Regions from separate parts of the Homo sapiens genome. Here region 2 is linked to region 1. The links are chromatin contacts, found by Hi-C in ENCODE. All regions are on one chromosome and are shown on one strand. Each heading gives the region's core, a stretch centred on a gene start or an enhancer-like site at or near the end of the contact. The rest is flanking DNA. Distances are from core to core; before and after follow the strand shown.

Evidence for each region. A loop is a pair of places that touch in the nucleus more often than their neighbours do.
Region 2: a loop to region 1 is called in a map of mammary epithelial cell, with 2.4 times the contacts of the local background. The contact joins the promoter of ZNF385D here to the promoter of ZNF385D-AS1 in region 1. A Hi-C loop is called at or near these places in 1 of 168 maps with a recorded cell type or tissue (mammary epithelial cell).

What each region holds. Positions count from the first base shown.
Region 1 is chr3:21,541,087-21,544,192 of GRCh38, forward strand. ZNF385D-AS1 (ZNF385D antisense RNA 1) reads left to right here and starts at 1,703. Exons shown (of 3, transcript NR_046731.1): 1 at 1,703-1,909. All of the region lies in intron 3 of ZNF385D (zinc finger protein 385D), which reads right to left. RefSeq lists an enhancer at 2,271-2,851.
Region 2 is chr3:21,749,898-21,752,856 of GRCh38, forward strand. ZNF385D (zinc finger protein 385D) reads right to left here and starts at 1,313. Exons shown (of 8, transcript NM_024697.3): 1 at 998-1,313. The coding sequence starts at 1,019.

The DNA.
Region 1 (3,106 bases), core at 453-2,952:
TCTGTAGAATATGAAAGAATACATTCATCTTTTCAAATTCTGATAAGTCATCTAAGAAATTCTAGCAACGTAATCCAAATGCAGTGTGTAATTTATGCATGCCTGGTACAATTTCATTCCCCTTAATTAGAGAATAAAACCAAATCACCACTCTTAAACCAATCACCATAAGAAACTTTAGTGTGAAGAAGGTTAAAAATGAATGGGTGCTACACAGATTTGGGGGCAGAAGGTAAATGGGAAATCTCTGTACCTTCTGCTTAATACTACTGTGAGCCTCAAACTGCTCTAAAAATAAAGTTCATTTTTTCTACATAGACATTTTTGGCCATGGAGACACTTGAGAAAGGTAAATTATTTCATCACAATTACTCTAGTTAATACAGAGGATAGGGCTCAGTAAAAATTAGACAACAACAAATAGCAACTGTTAGGAAGGGAAGGATACGAATGGCCACAAAACCCCAAATTACACAGGAATAGACATTAATATGAGTTACCTTTTCTTAAATTTCTTTGCTCATCTGACCAGGAACAAACCCTCCTACTGTCCTAGTTTTCAGGACTAGGATGAAACTGATTATTTATGATATGCTGAAATAAATTATAACAAAATATAACAAAAAAAGCAAGAGTCTTGATAAACAGGAACTAGGATTAATGAAATGGAATGAGCAAATTTTATCTTTGAGATTTTCAATTATTGGTGACCACTAATCTAGTTTCTACTTTTGGTTTCTATAAGTTTTGTTAGTGCCTACTAATACTTTAAGAAGTGTATACAGTTGTAAAAAGAGATACAAAAAAACTGATTAAAATTTTAATAGATATGTATATCCAGCAATTTGTGGGCAACTGGTTTTCATCAAGGATTTTATTCCATAGCTAATAAAGATTTCATCAGCGCTGGTGCACTCTGAAATATTCACAATCATAAAGCTAAAATTTGGGGATGTTTGACAATAGTAATTTTTTTTCAAATAAACTAAAACTCGGAGGCTTCTACAAAACAAGCTTTCAGAATCATAAGAACAAGTTTCTAGGTCATGCTCAAGTCTAATTGCACTTATTTACTTCCCTTTAAAAATATGTGAATTTTCATGTTTAGGTTTCAGAGAATCAGTTACTTAGGATATGAATCCTGCATTGTGGAGAGAGTAGTCACTGTGGAAAAGGAAGCCTAAACTTCATTTTTATCAAAATGCAGAAATTATGAAACTTAAACCATCTTAGAGATTCCTGGGTTTTTCTTCTCTTTCTTTTTTTTTTTTTCCCAGAGATGATGAGGTGTCAGCCTGCTGCCCAGGCTGGAGAGCGGTGGTGTGATCAGTACCCATTGCAACCTCGAACCGCTGGGCTCAAGCAATCCTCAAACCTCTGCTTCTCAAGTAGCTAGGACTACAGGTGCGCACCACCATGCCCGGCTAATTTTTTAAGATTTTTGGAGAGATAGTCTTGCTGTGTTGCCCAGGCTGCTCTCAATCCCTTGGCCTGCCAGTGATCCTCTTACTTCCACCTCCTCAAGCACTGGGATTACAGGTGTGTGCCACTGAAACAGCCAGGTGAGGGGGGTACCCTGGACAAACTCTAATCAGCCTGCCCACTGAGGTGTAGCCTCAGGAAGTTCAATAGGGAGGAGCCTGGCCCCTCCTCTTCCTGTGTGGAACCTGCGATTTCAAGGGCCGACAGGAAGCCTCGATCGGGGAACTCTGACCTTGCGGAGGAAACTTGTTTCCCTTTTTTTCTTCCCGCCGACTTTCACTCGATAAAACCCTGCTTTATTCACCCTTTAAACCTTCTCCAAACCTAAATTTTCCTGGCCTTGGGACGGACAAGAACCCAGTCTTCAGATGAAGGAAGGAAAAGTCCTGCAACATTCTTGGCGTGCAACGTTGGGGCTCTTGAAGAGGTGAGTGAAAGGGGGACTCAAAACCTCTCACTGTTGGCCGGGCGCGGTGGCTGATGCCTGTAATTCCAGCACTTTGGGAGGCCAAGGCGAGCGGATCACGTGAGGTCAGGAGTTTGAGACCAGCCTGGCCAACATGGTGAAACCCCTCTCTAGTAAAAATACAAAAATAAGCCGGTGTGGTGGCGCGCGCCTGTAATCTCAGCTACACAGGGGGCTGAGGCAGGAGAATCACTTGAAGCTGGCTGGGAGGCGGAGGTTTTAGTGAGCCAAGATCACGCCACTCTACTCCAGCCTGCGCGACAAGAGCGGGACTATCTCGGAAAACCGCTCACCCTTGTTTCTAAGACTTTTCATCCTGCAACTTCTGAGCATATGGGAGACCGCTCCCCACCCCTTGTCGCTCCTGGGGGTCGGGGGCCTTTTCACGGTCTTTTCCTTTTTCCAGACGGACTAGCGAGCAGCAGTTCCCAGCCGCTCCCCACTCCTTGCGGGGCTGGGATGCATGGCCTAAGGGTCCCGCACAGCCGGTTGGCTGGTTCCCAGCCACAAGCGTCTGCAGCCTTCCCCTTCCCCACCCAAGGGGTTCTACTCCATCCGACAGTAATTAAGCTTTAACTTTTCTTATGCAACTGGTGGAGGAAACAGTTGCATAAGAATAAGAGGTTCTTCCCCAGGCATTCTTAAACTGTTGATTTTCTTTCCCCTTCTGTGTCCTGTCAGCAAGTTAACTTTTAAAGTTTCTTTTTTTCTTTCTTTCTAGAAGATGTTGTATTAAGGTAGGCCCCCCAGCCCCGCAGCTATCGCTGTTTATATTTTCTGCAAAGTTTTGGTTGTGAAATGAAGCCTCCATGTTGTTTTACATCCTGAGGGCATGGCTTGTAACTGGTGGCAAGGCTTTGTTTAGCAATCCTGCCTTAGGAAGTAAGTTTCTTTCTGGTTTGATATCTGCATGTTTTCCTAGCCCTGTTTCTTAAAGGACCCCACCTAGCGACTGGATTTTTTTGTGTGTGTGTAGTGTGTGATGTCCGTAAAAAGAGTTCTAATTAATTTGTCCTAAAGAAAGACAAGCACTTGGATCTAATATTTTTTAAAGGGCAGATAAAATCTGTGGTACCTTTCAGTTCACGTGGCTTTAATCTTTAAGAAATAAAAACAGCCCTAAAGACTTAGTAAAATGCAGGTCAGATGCAAGTGTTT
Region 2 (2,959 bases), core at 63-2,562, 210 kb after region 1:
AAAGAAGACGCTAGATTTAATATTTAAAGCAAACCAAGAAATCAGAGCATTTGCATCTTGGATACATTTCCTAGCCCCTCTCCAGTTGCTCTATCAAACCTTTTAATATCGCATAGATGCCCTTAAATGATGACGCCAGATAGGACTTACAGAAGGAAAGCATAACTTCAGAGAGGAGGAACAAATATTCAGTCCTTATCTTTGACTTCTTCTTATTTAGTGAAGGGGCTTGCCTCCTGTACTAGCAGTAAGTTGCGGCGTTAGAGTGCAAATGCACAGCTCCAAGCCCACTTCCAGTGCTCAACTGATAGCTCGGATCCAAGCCTCAACATGCTTTCTGGAAATGCAGGCAGCTCAACTGAAAACCTAACTGAGGTTTCTACCGTGGCACAAAACTGACCTGCACAAATATTTGACATCTCCGAGACCTCTAAAGGTTTCAAATAATATGCATTTTGTGCTAGGCTGCTCCTAGCTAGACAGAGCACTGAGATGATATAGAGAAGTGTTCTCAGCTGCTCAACCACACTGCTCACTAGACAATGTTTTCCTTTTCCGCCTCAGAACAAGAAAAACCAGCAAATACTGAATGAAATGCTCATATTGACTAAGCTTTCACAGCATCAATTGTATAGAAACTTTGTTTCACATTCCATTAAGTTAGCTCATGACTTCCCACGCTGCACTATTTCTCCTTCACCTAGCTAAAAGAGCCAACTTCATTCAGGCAAATCAAGGCAAAGTTTACCCCCCCGCCCCCTCCACATGTCCCTGTCTCTTTTCTTTTCCAACTTAAACTCATCCACGGCTAAATTAACAGCCCCAGTTGTGGCACAAAGGAAGCTTTGAAGGCTGCACCGGCTTGGTCCTCCAGTTGCCAACTGGAGGTAGGTTTAATGTAACATATTCTTGCTGCTTAAAGAATTTTTTAAGGGCTTGTCTGCACGGATGAAGAGCCGGACACCCCCAGAATTACATCATCAGAGTGAACACTCACCAAAATACATTATGTTTCTCATTAATCAGACAGCTGGAATCCCACCGCGGTGTCTTCAGCATCAGCTCTCACCCAAGGCTGGCACGTAGAGCAGAGCCCTTTCATGCTACATTCGGTGGAAATGTCCCCGGCGTGGAGAGCAGTGAGCGCCGAGAGCGTGCCTCCTCCGCGGGATGAGCGCCTTGCAGGCTGCCTTTCCAGGGCTAAGATCCCCGGCGGCTGGAGAGTGCGCTCGGGCTGCCTGCTGCACTGCCCATCCTTACTGTAATCCGACTCCTCCTTGCGATGTCCTTGCCGCGCCTGTGACATCAGGACTGAGAGTACTACAAGCAGACCCCTCCACCCCACCCCACCCCACCCTGGGTTAGCAGCCGCTCCACGAGGTGCTCCGACTGCCTGCCTGGACCAACCATGGCTCTCGGGAAGCTTTGACGAGCCCAGAGACTTGGGAAGGGGCGGAGTGAGGGGCGCGGGAGGCTCTCTTAAAGCGAGAAGAGTGTCGGGATCCACACAGGAACACACAGGAGAAATTCACCACTGTGCAGGAGGGACGTGGTTAAGGCGAGTTCTGCCATTAACGTGTAATTAGACAACACTTTTACCCCGCCCCTCCTGTGAATGCCACCATTCTCTCCAAAATTTAACCTCCTCTACCAAGTTAAAACGGCAGTACGAAGAGGGATGGTGCCGTGCTTGCATTCTCTTTGCTGTGGGCTTGAGGGTTTGTTGTTATTTTTTGTGATGTTTATATATAAGAGGAATAAAAGGAACGCCAGGGACCACTGCTAGGGTAATAGAGGTTCACACTTAGAAGTGATCACATCCCAGAAAGCTAGTACTTGGTGAAGTGTAATTTTTTATTTCTTGAGTGTTCCCTGAGCTATTATGTTGATAGAAAGATGTGAAGAAAAATAACTGGTGATAAAAGTCACCTCTCAGTTGCCCAGGACCAAATTTGCTGCCTCCCTTAGTAGGCAGGTAGAAAGCACACTGAGGCTGAAATGATCTTTGACCTCCTGAAACGGAGAGACGATTAGCCTGAAAGGCAACCAACATTGTGCCATAGTTAGAGTCCAGTCACCAATATAATATAGCCACACACACACACACCCACCCCCCTCCCCCCCCCACCACACACACACACAACGCTCTCATTAAATTTGAGATGAACGGTCAAGAAAGGCAAAGCTTAGCAAAGCCTCTGGCTCCTCCAATGGTATAATGAATTGCAGTCCTTATCTTACATAGAAAAGGATATTAGAAAGAAATCCCTGAAAGCTGTGCTGATTAATACTTAAATGCACAGCATGGAAAAAATAAACTCATACAGCAAGTTCCGTTTCCTAAGGACTCATCACTTTGGGAACCAATTTACGTACTGGAACATTTGAACTTATAAATTTCTATAGACATTTATGAAATTAAGAACCAAATATAAACAAAGAACTGTAGTCTATGGAAGAATGCAATTGATATATTTTTAATCTGGGCTTTTATAAAAGTGTGATAGCAAAGATTTCTACATTTTGATATTAAAATATTCTATAGCATTTCCTTACGCGATTCTATATCTCTTGGTGGATTTAATGTGCATAGAAACTAGGGGGCTGAAGCTCATAATAACGGCTTTCTGTGCAATCTTGCATAAAAGCTTAACTGTATTCTACCTCTGTGAAGAGTGCAATGAACAATATCCTCTCTCACGCTAGATTATAAAGAATTTGGTGAGTGAAAGTAGGTAAGCAAATATAAATCAGAAACATCACAGTGAATCTTAAGATAAATCTAGGGCTGTTCTTTTAGAAATACTCTTAATTTAAAGCCACCAGAGGAAAATTTACATAGTAAAGGATATTAACTTTTTTACTCCCTTTTAAAAATTAAAATAAAAACAATGTTACGGGAAAGTATTGAAGAAAATGCGTAAATGTTTTTTCCTTTTGGACAAATGGAAATTGTCCA